Regions from separate parts of the Homo sapiens genome. Here all the other regions are linked to region 2. Evidence: chromatin contacts called from ENCODE Hi-C or POLR2A ChIA-PET data. All regions are on one chromosome and are shown on one strand. Each heading gives the region's core, a stretch centred on a gene start or an enhancer-like site at or near the end of the contact. The rest is flanking DNA. Distances are from core to core; before and after follow the strand shown.

Region 1 (2,700 bases), core at 76-2,575, 530 kb after region 2:
GGCCAAGATGGCCCCTTGCTTAAGTTCCCAGAACTGCAGAAAGTTAGTTCTTAGTACTAACTTTCAGTCCCTTATGTGACCTTTCTGCAAAGATCCAGTCATCCAGAGGGGTGGCATCAGATTGTATCAGGCCGTCCAGCCCTATAGACCCCAAACTTCTGTATACTCTTCATCCCCTGGGACTATTACATTGCAGGTCTGACAACTTTTCCTATTCCATCTTTGAAACATAAAAAGTTCTCATTATTTCTCACTTCCAACAAATAGGGCTACCCACCGACTTCTTCATACTGGTCACCCGGATGGTCTCTAGGGGGCTCTATTGCCGTCAGGAGGAGGGAACTACTTGCAGTGCTTTAGGACAGTCTGTATTCCCAGACTTTCTGACACCTTTTTTAGTAGAGAAGAGAAGCTGGAGGGGGAGATGGAGAAGGAAGAATGAGGAGAACACTATAATAGAAGCTAAATATCGGCAGATCATTCTACTACACAGCTCTTCACACTGACTGTATAGGCAAATTTCCTGTTTATCCTGAGCAGAAGGCAGCCTTCCTTCTCTAAATTGTACCTACTCAAAAATTTAGGCTACAAACTTACAATCAGGAAGAAAACTGAAAGCTCTTCCTGTTGAGTCATCCGGCTTTAAAGTGCTGGATCTTTGCTGGACATTGTAGTAAATTAATTGAAAGTTTTGTGCAAAATATTATTTCAGGGGATGGGGTAGGCTCCTCGGATGAAACAGCAGTGTGTTTGTGAGGTCAAATTTTTGCTTCTTAGAATAAGAGTCACTTTGATTTTGGTGGGGCAGGATCACCCGTGGGAGGATAACTCATCCACACATATCAGACATGAATCCTTCAGTGAGAGATGGGGAGTGGGAGCAGAGTGGTCAGGGTATCCCTGTGAGGCAAGGGAGGGATCCTGACCTCTGGTGCACCTGACCTCTGGGGGACTGGCTCTTGGGTCCAACTCAAGGTTCCTTTTCAGGGCCTGTGGCATGTCCTCCAGGCCATACTGCCATCTTTAAAATACTGCCGGCACCTAGTTGTTACTGTCAGCACCTGGCTGTGGTAGGGGAGGACAGACACCGATGATTCACGAGGCGTGATCCAGAGCATTGTAACCATTAGTAGTAGGTGTGAAGGGAAATCATCAAACCATGTGAAGGTGGGAAAAGTTGTCACAAGTTGCAAATCTATAAGACAAAACTGTAAGACCAATGAAAATATTGAAAAAATTCACTGCACTCTATGAGGCTGCTGTGAGAAGCAAAAGAAGCAAGTGTAAAGCCTTCAGGTGTCACAGAAATAGGCCCCTGATCGTGCCTCAAACCATAAGACGTCAGAGCATGAAACACCAGTGAGGGAGAGTGATTGCGTTTCACAGATAAAGAGCCTATGAGCAAAACCAATCTTCCTTTCCTCTGAAGTGTGCCCCATTGCTGAATCATGCTGATGAGTTATCATGGTTTTCCTCCTGCATGATTTTCTTCTGTAATACTCATTTCAGAAGTTAAAAAAAAAACAACAAAACAAAACACAACAAAAAAACCTGCTACCTGTTTCTCTTTTTAATCCTGCATTTTAACAGACAGGCCAAGAGCAGGAGCAATTAGTCTCCCTGAGGATTTGCAAAGGGGAATTCCAATTGTGAGCGAGCTGTCATCCTTCTCCTTCAGTTGTTTAAATGTGATTCCATCTAATTCAGTTCCAGAGCAGGTGTTGAGCATCTTATGTGTGCAGACACTTACTAGGCACTGCTAGGATAGACTAGGACAGGCAGGATGCTGCCACTGCCCAGGTGGAGCACATCATCAAGCGGGGGCCACAGAGACATAGACAAATAGTTATCTGGAATTACAATGTGGAACAGAGGAGGGAGTGATAGATTTTATCTTAAAGGAGTTAGGGAAGGCTGTAGAGAGGGTGATGTGTGAGCTGGGTCTTCAAGGATGAGTTGGCCTTGTGGGCAAGACAAGAAATATCAAATAAGCTGAGTGGGAGCATAGAGGAAAGGCTAGGGTGCATAGAAGTGCATGGGGTAGAATGAGAGCCAGGATGTGTGTGGCTGGATGGAGGGTGAGGCCGATTTTAGAACAGTGATGTTCTAACAGGCAGGCAGGTTTAGGGTACAAAGGAGCTTGGATCCTTGCTCGGGACTTAGGCTTCAGGCAGAATTTCACTAGTACAGGCCAAAAGCTGGTGGCCCTGGAACGCAATGTGCAAGCAGCTCAGATTTCACAGGAGACTGCTTTAGGATGGAAGGTATTTCCTGGAGACCTTGCCACTGATGCCAGAAATTCCCAGCATTTCACTCACTCCTCAGAGGCCTCTGGAAATGTGCACATGCATGCTTCCTGAAAGGGGTAATACATTCACAAGCTGACCCCACTCTCCACGTGCTGAATGTCACTACCTAAAATCACTCACATTTCTGGAACTCAAAGGCAGGCTCTGGAGCTAGGCTACCTGCGTTCAAAGCCCAGCTCTACCACTTGCAGCCATGGAGCCTGGGGCAACCTACTTAACCTCAGAGGCCAGGTGACAGGGAGGCACCCACAAGTGAGGTGAGGCACACAGAGATGCCAGCAGCAGAGTGCAGAGAACGTGGGTGCAAATACATTCCTTTGCCCTCACACACCTTTTACCCTCACCAAGCCAATTCATAGCAGAATGCTCTAGAACAGTGTTGACCAACAGA
Region 2 (2,700 bases), core at 185-2,684:
GCAATATTACTGCCATCAAGTTCCCTAGATACTTACACATGCAACTGAAGGCAAACAGCCAGGTTTCCTTTCTTTGAGAAACTTTAGTTGTCTATTTTTTGAAATGTTTTCCTTCTCATGGGACCAAAAAATGTTTACAACTAAAGCAAACTACTGCAGGGAGGGAATACACAATTAAAACAAATCTACCATCCAGATGCAACAAGCGTGGAATTAGGACTGGACAGGATAGTCGGCGGTGTTGTGATACTTCTGTTGAAATTATTAACAAGACAAGACCATCATTCGCCCCCAATTATGTTTATCCCCTCGTTGAGTTTGATGATCACACAAAATCTGAAGTCTAAATATAAACGTTTTTATATTCAAAGTCAATATTCAAGAAAACTTTTCCACTAATGTTGCTAAACCATAGATGGATCCCAACAAGAGTTGTCTGTAGAAGTCTCGTAACAAGTAACCTTTAGCTCCACCACCTAAGTTTCCAATCACTGAGAAGAGTCTGGGACAACTCATCTTCAGGTTCACGGGAGAAGTGGAGCACACCTGCTTTCCTCTGGCAGAGTAACTTCCCAGGGACACAAAGGCCAGAGAATCAGACCTGGAGAGGCAAAAAGCTTTAGCTGGACACCCACCAAGCCCCTGGCAACCCAAACACTTCGAGCGATTTACCTCTTGCTGTTACTTCCCAGGCACCTAGCCGCATAAGATCTTGCAGGACGGGGGGAGGGGAGGGCTATGCGGTCCTGTCCCAAGTAAGGGGAGGGGTGTAGACAGTTAATGCCAGAGCCAGCGTTTCTGGCCACAACCGAGCAGCCTCAACGAGAGGGGTTGGTGACTGCTCTCGGCCCGCCCCGTTACTCAGTGCATTGCAATGGCGACCGCCAGGCTCCCCAAGCCGCCTGATCTCGGCCCCTTCCCCCTACTGCTCACTGGCTGCTCGGCTTCATGTGACTAAACAAAACCCCCAAGTCTAGTGCCCAGCTCAGCCCCTTTGTGTCCGCTACCGGATCCTCCGACGCCGCAGCGGAAAGCCCCCCCCCCATCCCCCCGCCGAGTCCCGCCCCGCGGCGGCGGCCGCCGCTCACCTCAGGCTCCGTGGCCCCCAGCGACCGCCGCGGCCGCCGCCTCCCCGAACCCGGGGCCCGGGCTCCTTGTGTAGCACCAACTCCGCCTCCTCGGCCGCCGCCGCCATCTTAGCCTGTGCGGCAAAATGCGTCCTTTTGGATGGCTGGGACCCAGCCTAGGGCGTAGCTCCCCGGGCCCGAGAGCCGGAGGCCGGGTCCCCCAAGTTCTTCCGCCACCCTCAGTCCCGCCGCTGCCACAGCCCAGAGGCCCGAAACCCACTCGGGTCCCAGCGAATCTGACCAAATAACCCCTGAAACTCACAGTTTGGTGCCGTGTGCGTCAAACCGGGGCGACGTTGGGAGCACGCGGCGTCCCCGCGTCACACGCCGCTCTGTACGCTACTCGGCTCCAGCGGCCCCCCTCCGCTCCCCGCTTTTCGCCTCCAGCCCCGGTTCCCACGGCGCAGGCGCGCTGCTTTCCCGCCTCTGCCGGGCTGCGGGCCGCGGGGGTGGCCAGCGAGGAGCTCCCGGGAAGCTTCGCGCTGGTGGAGCGTCTGGGCCAATTAGACAAACGAGGGCAGCGGAAACAGTGCACCACTGTTCTCGGGTGCCAGAAACCAAACAAGGTCACCTCCCCCAGCGCTGACCTAATCACTCCCAAGGAGGTTCCCGCCCCAAAGTAGGCACGCTCCAAATATGGTGGTGCCCAAACTCTGCAAGACCCAAGCACTAGGCATGCCTAGGCCCTTTAAGGTGGAACAGGCCCAGGTTTGAGTTCCACGATCACGAGCGTGCAAAAATCTCTGTTATTTTCCTCTTGTTGAGGAAAACAGCAATATTTGCCAATCACAACTGTGGAGTAATGGCAGAGGGAAGGTTTTAGGATCTTAAGGGGGCAGATTGTTGGGAGTTGCTTGATGGCCAGGCAAAGCATCAAGTGTGACATCTCAGTTACCCGGACAGCCTGCCCTGAAAGGTGGCCGAGGTTTGCTCCAGTTTGACTCTCTGAGGATACTCTCTCCCTGCATTACTGAAAGTGTCGTGGTTCTACGAATTAAAGTTATATAAGAAGCATGTGAGATGCTGGTTAACCCTTCAGAGAATCAGTCCCTAGAGGGTTCTGGAAATTTTCATTTTTAACAAGACTTCACCACAGGATCCTGGGGCAGAGAAACACTGAGTGGGCTATTCTTTTGTTTTTCGACTGAGCCAACGAGAAACTGCTAACATGTTTAAGATTAACCAAGAGTTCTTGAGAAATCTACTGGTCCCGCCTTAATTATTTGGCTTCTCTGAACCTCTGTTTACTCATTTAAAAATTTAAAAATAAAAAAGTTTTCCTTAGTTGTACAGCTGTCATTACTGTGGCCCTCCAAACCCTCAAGATGTTATTGACATTCGGAAGAATATACCATAACTGCATTTATTTGACAAGAATGAGAAACATTCTCTTTCCTATGGAATGATGCCTTCAGCAACAGCAAACGTAGATTCCAAACAACAAATATTTGACTAAACACATTAATTGCTTCATTACTTAATAGCTAACACTTTTGAGTGCTTACTGTGTACCAGGCATTGTTCTAACTTGCTCGATTTCATTGTAACCCAATGAGACAAAGAGGAGTAAGGT
Region 3 (2,700 bases), core at 136-2,635, 730 kb after region 2:
GAATGAAAGCAAAGCCTTCACAGGGCTGCAACCCATGCCTGCACACAGACATGACGCAAGTCCAGCCAGAGCCAGGAAAAGTCTACACTTGCGTGAACCCTCCTGGACAGTAGGTCTTCCTCAGGAAAAATACACCCAGGCAAATCTCCCAGGGGCCACGGGCCATTCACTCACTCACAACATTCACCAGCCTTAACCTAGCAAGTTAGAATAAATCCCAGGGAGTCTTTCAAAAACCCCTTCTGGACCAGGTTTACCAGTTGAAACTGGGCTCTTTCCAATGTTCTAATTGCCATAGTGACATTTAGGAAGAGCTCAATGGCCACAATAGGGCCAAAAACTCCTATTCCTAGGAAACAGGAATGACTTGTTTGAACTAGGGTAGTTGACTGACCCTAGTTCATGAGAGGATCAAGACCCATATAATTAAGGCCCTTAAGGACAAGCCACAAAACCAACAGATGAGCAGACTCCGGAATAAAAATGCATGGTACACAACCACTTGGAATATCCCACAGGACACAATGAGTCATTCCACAAGAGACATTTAAAAAAAGAAGAAGAACCACCAGCAATCTTGAAACATTTAGTTATTTAATCTCCCTTCAAGAGAGAATTTATCTGGGGAAAGACCTCACTGCAAAACACAAACTGGTATATCCGGGTCCCTGGAATACAGGGGTAATGCTTCTGGCCGAGCCAAGAGCTGTGTTTGTGTCTGCAACCTTGACCCATTTGCCACATGCTGTTCTCCAGAGCCAACCTCATGCAGGAAGCTGCCTTGATTGCATTTGGAAGAAGAGAATTCTCATTTTCTCCAATTTCTACTATTCTCATCTTCTCCAATTTTCACTATTATTTAGCGTAATAGTACTTAGCACACTAAACTGCAATTCCCAATTTTTCAATCAGCTCTCCCACACAATGGGAAGCTCCCTGACGACAGGCAATTCACCCCAGTTTTCCCTAGATCCTCCACAGCTAGCACAGTTCACAGTCAGGCACTAAAAACTGTGTGTTGGATGAATGAACAAGCACATACATAAACCATCATACCCGGTATGCTAATTCTGTGTTTTTTTCTAAACATGGGGGTGGGGGAACTGCCAAAGAAGGGAAAGAAGGAAATTAGCAAAGAAAAAAATTATTTCCAGATTTTTAAATGTAACACAATAGAATACAGAATTTTTTTTAAAAAAAGTTCCCTTCTCCACAAGCAAACTTGAATGTCTGAGTTATTCTTAGGGCGTTTTTGGACAGACACTACAACCCTCAGTTACACATCACTTGGCTTCATGAAAAGGTAACAGCTGGACATGCACGGTGGTATGGGCTGTGCGTGTCCCTTCCTAGTGCTGCACTGAGCACACATCTGGGGCTATTTAGCAACTGATTGGAAATTTAGCCTTCTGATTTCCAGTTAAATACTAGGCACAGGAAAACAAATAGCACTTGTTTTTCACTGAGTCTTGTCAGTCATCCAAACTCCAGTGCAGACCAGAGAACTGCCTGTGGTTTGGTGGCAGAGGCCCAAAATATTTGGACCTTTTTTTTTTTAATGCCTCTAGTTTAAGTAAAAGGAATAAACTAGATGTTGGCAGCTCCAGCTTCTTCACCCATCCCTCCCCGCTTCTTGAAAATACAAAACTGGTTTTAAATTTATTAATTTACATTTTTCATTAGGATTAAGTTTTGATTTGTTTTTAATCCAAAGCTAATAGCATAGAGTTTAGTTTCTGTCATTTATTGCAACTGCCCTGCCTTGATATTTACTTGGATTTGCTGAAGAGGCAATGCTCAATTTGCCAGTTTCTGTTCCAAATTAAATTGGGATATAACATCTAGCAGTCGTACTATCAAAGAATCACAGAGTTTAAAAGCTGGGAGGAACTTTAGAGATGAGCTAGTACGATCCCCTCATTTTAGAAATGAGGAAACGAGGTCTGAGTAGTTAAGTGATTTTTTTTCCCGATGATGTATATAACTAGTTAGTGGCAGAGCCAAGACTAGTACTCAGGCCTCCTAACACCCAGGCCAGGGTGTTAACTGGAAACAAAAACCTGAATTACCTCCGAGTAGAGCTGCCCAATAAAGTACAGGACACCCAGTTAAAGTTGAATTTCAGGTAAACAATGAATACTTTTTCAGTATATGTTATGTCCCATATACTACATGGGCACACTAACAAAATGATTTGTTATTTATCTGAAATTCAACTTTAATTGGGCATCCTCTATTTTTATATGCCAGCTCCAGCAATTGTACCTCAAAGACCAAAATCCCCTTCTATGCCCCATCCCCCACTCAAACATACACACATTCACATACATTTGCTCTCTGATTTTAATGATAAATGGCTAGAAAAAAATAGATCACAGCACAGTAATATCGAGAGTGAATGAGGTTGGAAGAAGCTGCTTATTTCTTGAAACTTCTAATCTTAGATACCCTTTTTTCCTTATGAGCATGCAAAGTGACTAAGCCTGACATAAGTAAGCTGGCCAAGGCCTCTGGACTAGGTATTTTAGGTTATTAAAAGCCAGGCACTAGGGTCTCATCTTGAAAACGTCTGCTTGTCCTAGGGCTCCAAGTCTACAGACCTTGCAGGAGAGAATGCTCAAGTTTGGAATACAAATAAAGCAAGATTAAAAAAAAAAAATTAGAGGCCGGGCATAGTGGCTCACACCTGTAATCCCAGTA
Region 4 (2,713 bases), core at 20-2,519, 780 kb after region 2:
TAAATGGCACCAGCCTCTTCCTACGTACACCTGGCACCAACCTGGGGGAGGTGCCCCAACATCACCCCTTCCCTCTCCTCACCCAATGGATTCTCTCTCTGGCCACTCAACTCTGACCCCTCCTCTCCATCTCCATGGGCACCATCGTCTCTCGTTCCCTGATTACTGCAAGATGCTCTTAATTCTTATCTCCACCAAAATGTCTTCTATAGAGCAGCCAAACTGATCTGAAAAACCCAAGTCTGATCCTGCTTTTCTCTGCTTTAAAAGACTTATCACTCCATCTCTGCTGTCCAGATGAAGCCCCAAAACCTCAACGTGACTTACAAGGCCCTCCAAGATCTGGCCCTGCTTCCTGCCACGGCCCCGTCTCTCATTCCTCGGACACTTGCTCCCGTGTTTTGGCCATTCTGGTGAAGCACAGAAGTGCTCACTGTCTCCCTATAGCCATCATTCTCCTTTCTTCAAGTGCCAGCTGGACACACAGCCACCCAGAACGAAAGCTATGTTTCCCAATCCCGCTAGCAGCTGGCAGCTTCCTGTATGAAGGGAAGGAGGTCAGTTCTTCTGCCATTTCCTTCTGACTGCTGGTTGGAATGTGGATGTAACAGGCAGCACTAGAGCAAGCCTTTGGGGCCATGAGACAGAAGCAGCATGCTGAGGAGGGCACAGCAACTGAGAAGCCACCTGGGTACTTGATGAACATGGAGCCACGGGATCAGCTCTGAACTGCTTTTTTTTTTTTAATAGGAAACAAATGTAAACTCTTTTTTTTATATAAGCCAATGTTATTTTGGGTTTTCTGACATTTGTAGCTTAACCTACCCTAATTAATGTACTTGCCTTCTTTTATTTCATCAGAAGTGCCAACCTTTGTCCCAAAGGAGCCTCTGAATAGCAAGGTTTCCTCCAGGAACACATTCCCCACCGTTTCTGTTCCTTCCCACCACCATGGCCTGACAAACTCCTGCTCATTCTACTGATCTCTCAAGGAAGCTCCCCAAACCTCCCTCACTGTGTTAGATCTGTATTTTTTCATACTCTCATGGTACTCTCCGTTTCTCTCCACAGCACTTCCTGTGATGAGATGTACATAATTATTTGTGCAATTATTGGTTTCACATCTACATGCTCCCAAAGACTGCAAACACCACGAAAGAACAGAACCCAACCACTCTGTCTGCTGCTGCCTGCCTCACCCCAGCACAGTATCTGGCACAAAACAGACACTCAATTATCGCTGAGAAATGGGGAAGAACCATGGGGTGATGCATGCTGCATGGGCTTTGTGCCAATAAGGGACTGTCTGTCTCAGACTTCCTGCTTTCACTCTTTACCTGAGAGCCAAAGCCTCACTCTTATACTAAAAGGGGCAGAAAAAAAAAACACCAACCATGAAATGAAGGAGGTGGCATTTTTGGTTGCTAAGAATCAAGTCCCAGTTGGGGCTTCCCCACCTTCAACTGTCACAGAAAGCAGGAAACACAAATCTGTTTTTGTCTTCTCTTCCCGGACACTCTTCTGGCCAATCCCCTCTCTCCAGGTGGCAGGACAATCCTCTATCTCTCCGTTGGCACACCACAGCCCCAGCCTCATCCTGCCACTTCTGGGTCAGGCCCTAGCCTTCCTGTCCCTTTCCCTCTGCCACAGCCAGCTCATGAACCTGTCTCCCATCCTTCCCCCTTGGCCTCATAGTGGTTCCTTCCGCAATCTGTCTGCACAATGCCAGGGCCAGCTCCATTCAGGAAGGCTTCCACCTGGGAACAGCATGATCCACCCCACAGGCTCTAGCACAAGTGCCTGAGTTAACACAGTGGCTCAGATTCTCACTTGACCACCATGGGGCCCGAGTATAGCACCTCCCAGCCACGAAGGCTTGGAAACCAGGAAAACATGCTCCGAAACCCCATCTGACTCATCTGCTCACTTTTGTGGTGACCTGTGAGCTCTGGAGCTGCTACTGTAGGCCCTCACCGGCAGCCTCAAAAGGCTGGGAGTGTCTCCTGTGGCCACGGCTGAAAACCCACATCCCGTCTTCCCTACGCAATCTCTTCCCTGCAGTCAAGAGCCAAGTGAGTGACATGCTCTGATGATGCTCCTTATCAGCAGCACAGCAAAAGCTGTGTTACCACGTAAGGATCAACCAGGGCGTGGACGATGACGAAAGAACACACCTGAAAGCAACAATGCTCATAAGCACACACGCGTGCTCACTTCACACCATACTCTATCATGAAAAGGCATGTTGCAGATACTTCATCCAAAGCCTCACAGAAACTCTATAACCCACTATAAGTAAACTGTTGTGAGCCACACAGAGGTAGAATGTGTATTTCAGAAAAGTGCTTCCTGGCAGTAATGTCCATATGGATTCACCTCCAGAGACAATCCTCACTGGTGCCTCCCAATCTGGATATTTCAGTTCATTCTGGGCATCTGGTATGTGACGAGTACAAGATTCCTTAAGGGTAGCTCCCAAAGAAATCTAACTTTTCCTTGGACTCAAAGTGTGAGCTGAGTTTAATCCTCCCCTGCTGGCTTACTCGAGAAATCTGATCTCAAAATCTTGCCGGGTGTCGTGTCTTGTTTGAACTGAAGTCAGGCTCTGCTCTTCTGTTTGGTACACTCTCCTCGGCCACCAGCACAGAGGCACAGCCCCCTTCACCCACAAGATGCTACTTCTACTGACAAAAATATTTACTGACCTGAAGAC
Region 5 (2,700 bases), core at 154-2,653, 860 kb after region 2:
AGCTGTTATTATTATCCAAAAGAAACAACTGAGTTCACACTGAAGTAACTGTTTGCACTCTGCATTCAGGAAGAAGAAACGGTCTTGACGTGTGTTTTTACTACCTGTGGAGACTTCTCCCAAACCGCTCACTTCTTCGGAAGGACATAAAACTCAGAATACGCCTGGTTCCCCAGCACAGCCTGTCACTCCTACTATCCTCTGCCCTCGCCGCTCCTATCCTGCCACCGCAGGGCTAGCGGCAAGCAGCGCTAACCTCCGTGCGGTGCTTACTCGGTGCCAAGCACTGTTGTAGCACCTCACACACATTAAATCATTAGATGCTCACAGCAACTTTACGGGGCAAGTACTACTATCCTCACTTCACAGCTAGGGAAATGGAACGGTTTTCTTCTTCCAGCTTTTCGTGAGGACACCAAATCCACTAAGTTCTACTTTGCCAAGGTAATTCATGCTTGACACGTCGGCTCCTGACACTATGCGATTCTGCAAAGCGGGGCAAATGCCCTAATAAGATCAAGTCTGCAAGCAGATTCTTCTAGCGACAGTCCAAGATTTCCAAGTTTGTCCTAACCAAATGAATACAAGAAGAGAGCCTTCAAAATAAACCGGGGCGGGGGGGGGCCGAGCTGCAGCTTGCGGCTCAGCCCGCAAGGCACCCTGAGGGCGCGGCCAGCGGGGAACGCAAACCGCGTCCGTGCACGAGTCCGGGAGCCACAGCCTGGGCCACGGCAATTGACTGCGAACCCACAACAAACCATTCCCACCGAAGCTGTCACGCGCCCGGAGGGAAGTGGCCGCCGCGCCCCGCAGGGGTCAGAAGGACCCGCGGAGAGGAAGAGTGAGGGCGGGCGTGGAGAATTCCTCCCCAGCACTGCGCATCGCCGGGGGCACTGCCTGCCCCGTGCGGCCGCTGCCCACGCACCGCTGGCCACCGGTGCCTGCTCCCCGGAGGGTAAACACCGCCCCACCAGCGCCTCCCTCCCAAGGCCGGAGGTCCTGGCGGCTGGAGCGACCCTGGCCGGTAAGTAGGCACTGGCAGCCCGCGCCGCGCCGACGGGCACCCGCGCAGCCTGCAGAGCCCACAGCCCGGGCGGGCTGCAGCGCCGCGGGGCTGGGCCGGCACGTACCTCGGAGGCGGTGTGTCCAGCGGAGATCCACCCGCAGCAAGTTGGAGGAAAGCGGCGGCAAGTTTCCCCGCCCAGCGCTCGGCGGCGGCGAGCTCCGGCAGCTGCTGCGCCGCGGCAAAACTACGCCATCCGGACCCGCTGGGGACTCTCACCTCCTGCAGGGAGCTCCGGGAATCGCGCAGGGAAAGTGGCCGGGGCGCGAGAGCCGCCGACTGCCCTCCTTCACTCGCTGGGAAGAGGAAAGTGCCGCTCGGCGTCCCCGAAACCCTCGATTACCCCCATCAGGCCGACCCGGCGCACTCGCCCTCCCTCGCACACACGCGGGCGGGGACGGGCAGGACGCCACAGCAATCAGCGCGCGGGGGGAAGGGCGCTCCTCCGCCGGCCCCACCGGGGGCTCTCGGCCGCCCAGAAACTCCTCCTCCCGCCTCCCGCCTCCCGCCTCCTCTCTCCTCCCCCTTTGCCTCCGCGGCTGATGGATGAGCCCCGAATGCTGCTCGAGCCTGTGCTTCCCTTCGGGACGAGGAGGCCGAGAGAGAAGGGGCTAGGGGCGCGGCCGGGCTCAGCGTGCCCGGGTTGGGGCGGCCCCTGTCCTGGGGGAAGCGCGAGGGAGACGTGGGCACGAGCTGCGGGGACTCGCTCCCTCAAACGAGGTCCTTTGAACTTTCCAGGGCTCCCTGGAAGAGTTGGATTTTCATTTGGTTCCTTGGTCTTTATATAAAAGTTCTGAAACCTCAGATAATCTGATCACAGCCTCTTGCCCTCTCCCCAGCAGAGCTCCCCCATGCACACATTCATTCTGTCCCTGTGCTTTTTCCCAACCTCCGGTCCCGCTTGTTGTCACGCTCTGATGGTGGGCGCCGGCGGAGTCTTGCCTCTTCCCCTCCAGCAGCTGAGACTGCATTACCCAGCCGTTCCCCCTGCTAGCTAAATAAATTAATACAAATAATGGAGCTAGGTCAGCATTACCGGCGTTACCCGGAGGTGGGCGCGATATGAACGACAGTCTCGGCGGGGCAACGTCCTAAGTACCTGTGCCTGTGCGACGTCCTAAGTACCTGTGCCTGTGAAGTACACGCTGCAGAAGTTGAACTGCTGGCACCAGAACACCACTCTGATACTCTTGCTTACACCCAGTTTTTCTTATTAAAAAGTATACTTAAGTAACAGGACATTGTTTTACAAACAGGCAGGTGAAATGACCGTGGACTGACAGGTTTCAAAGACCAGACTTCCAGTCCTGACTACTGTGCGACCTTCCACAAATGGCTAACGGCTAATACCCGTCAAGGCTCAGTTCAAATGAAGGGCTTGGCCTAGAAGGCTTCTTCCAGTTCTAAAGGGCTATGGACCTATGCCTTTTTTTTTTTTTTTTTTTTTTTTTTTGAGATGGAGTCTCGCCCTGTCGCCCAGGCTGGAGTGCAGTGGCACAATCTCAATCTCAGCTCGCTACAACCTCCGCTTCTCAGGCTCAAGCGATTCTCCCACCTCAGCCTCCTGAGTAGCTGGGATTACTGACAAATGCCACCACGCCCAGCTAACTTTTTGTATTTTTTGTAGAGGGGGTTGG

What was found. A loop is a pair of places that touch in the nucleus more often than their neighbours do. ChIA-PET counts read pairs that join two places held with the same protein, here RNA polymerase II (POLR2A). Pooled maps may share reads with other maps.
Region 1: a loop to region 2 is called in a map of naive thymus-derived CD4-positive, alpha-beta T cell, with 23 times the contacts of the local background. The contact joins the enhancer-like site here to the promoter of ZNF644 in region 2. A Hi-C loop is called at or near these places in 1 of 168 maps with a recorded cell type or tissue (naive thymus-derived CD4-positive, alpha-beta T cell) and 6 of 50 pooled maps. POLR2A ChIA-PET finds 5 or more read pairs at or near these places in 2 of 52 experiments (MCF 10A and activated CD4-positive, alpha-beta T cell).
Region 3: a loop to region 2 is called in a pooled map, with 4 times the contacts of the local background. The contact joins the enhancer-like site here to the promoter of ZNF644 in region 2. A Hi-C loop is called at or near these places in 7 of 50 pooled maps. POLR2A ChIA-PET finds 5 or more read pairs at or near these places in 3 of 52 experiments (HCT116, Panc1 and activated T-cell).
Region 4: a map of CD8-positive, alpha-beta T cell shows a loop between it and region 2 (8-fold over the local background). The contact joins the enhancer-like site here to the promoter of ZNF644 in region 2. A Hi-C loop is called at or near these places in 3 of 168 maps with a recorded cell type or tissue (CD4-positive, alpha-beta memory T cell, CD8-positive, alpha-beta T cell and naive thymus-derived CD4-positive, alpha-beta T cell), 1 of 37 single-sample maps with no recorded cell type and 12 of 50 pooled maps. POLR2A ChIA-PET finds 5 or more read pairs at or near these places in 1 of 52 experiments (activated T-cell).
Region 5: a map of naive thymus-derived CD4-positive, alpha-beta T cell shows a loop between it and region 2 (4-fold over the local background). The contact joins the promoter of TGFBR3 here to the promoter of ZNF644 in region 2. A Hi-C loop is called at or near these places in 1 of 168 maps with a recorded cell type or tissue (naive thymus-derived CD4-positive, alpha-beta T cell), 4 of 37 single-sample maps with no recorded cell type and 14 of 50 pooled maps. POLR2A ChIA-PET finds 5 or more read pairs at or near these places in 1 of 52 experiments (BJ).

The regions. Positions count from the first base shown.
Region 1 is chr1:91,554,951-91,557,650 of GRCh38, forward strand. The region is part of intron 3 of LOC102723436 (a long non-coding RNA gene); the gene reads right to left. Among named protein-coding and RNA genes, the nearest start is that of CDC7, 55 kb to the left of the region's middle. RefSeq lists an enhancer at 1,026-1,185. Within about 2 kb of position 1,326, at least 6 of the 41 ENCODE cell types and tissues checked have a DNase peak (open chromatin) inside an H3K27ac peak, as active enhancers do.
Region 2 is chr1:91,020,601-91,023,300 of GRCh38, forward strand. It overlaps ZNF644 (zinc finger protein 644), which reads right to left and starts at 1,435. Exons shown (of 6, transcript NM_201269.3): 1 at 1,390-1,435. RefSeq lists enhancers at 692-1,241, 1,242-1,791, 1,792-2,341 and silencers at 1,025-1,094, 1,425-1,654.
Region 3 is chr1:91,750,077-91,752,776 of GRCh38, forward strand. The region is part of intron 4 of TGFBR3 (transforming growth factor beta receptor 3); the gene reads right to left. Among named protein-coding and RNA genes, the nearest start is that of TGFBR3, 130 kb to the right of the region's middle. Within about 2 kb of position 1,386, at least 14 of the 41 ENCODE cell types and tissues checked have a DNase peak (open chromatin) inside an H3K27ac peak, as active enhancers do.
Region 4 is chr1:91,802,807-91,805,519 of GRCh38, forward strand. All of the region lies in intron 2 of TGFBR3 (transforming growth factor beta receptor 3), which reads right to left. Among named protein-coding and RNA genes, the nearest start is that of TGFBR3, 82 kb to the right of the region's middle. RefSeq lists an enhancer at 960-1,229. Within about 2 kb of position 1,270, at least 16 of the 41 ENCODE cell types and tissues checked have a DNase peak (open chromatin) inside an H3K27ac peak, as active enhancers do; they include CD8-positive, alpha-beta T cell, where a contact is called at or near this core.
Region 5 is chr1:91,884,748-91,887,447 of GRCh38, forward strand. TGFBR3 (transforming growth factor beta receptor 3) reads right to left here and starts at 1,404. Exons shown (of 17, transcript NM_003243.5): 1 at 1,131-1,404. RefSeq lists enhancers at 212-975, 976-1,738 and silencers at 881-1,090, 1,101-1,180, 1,531-1,670.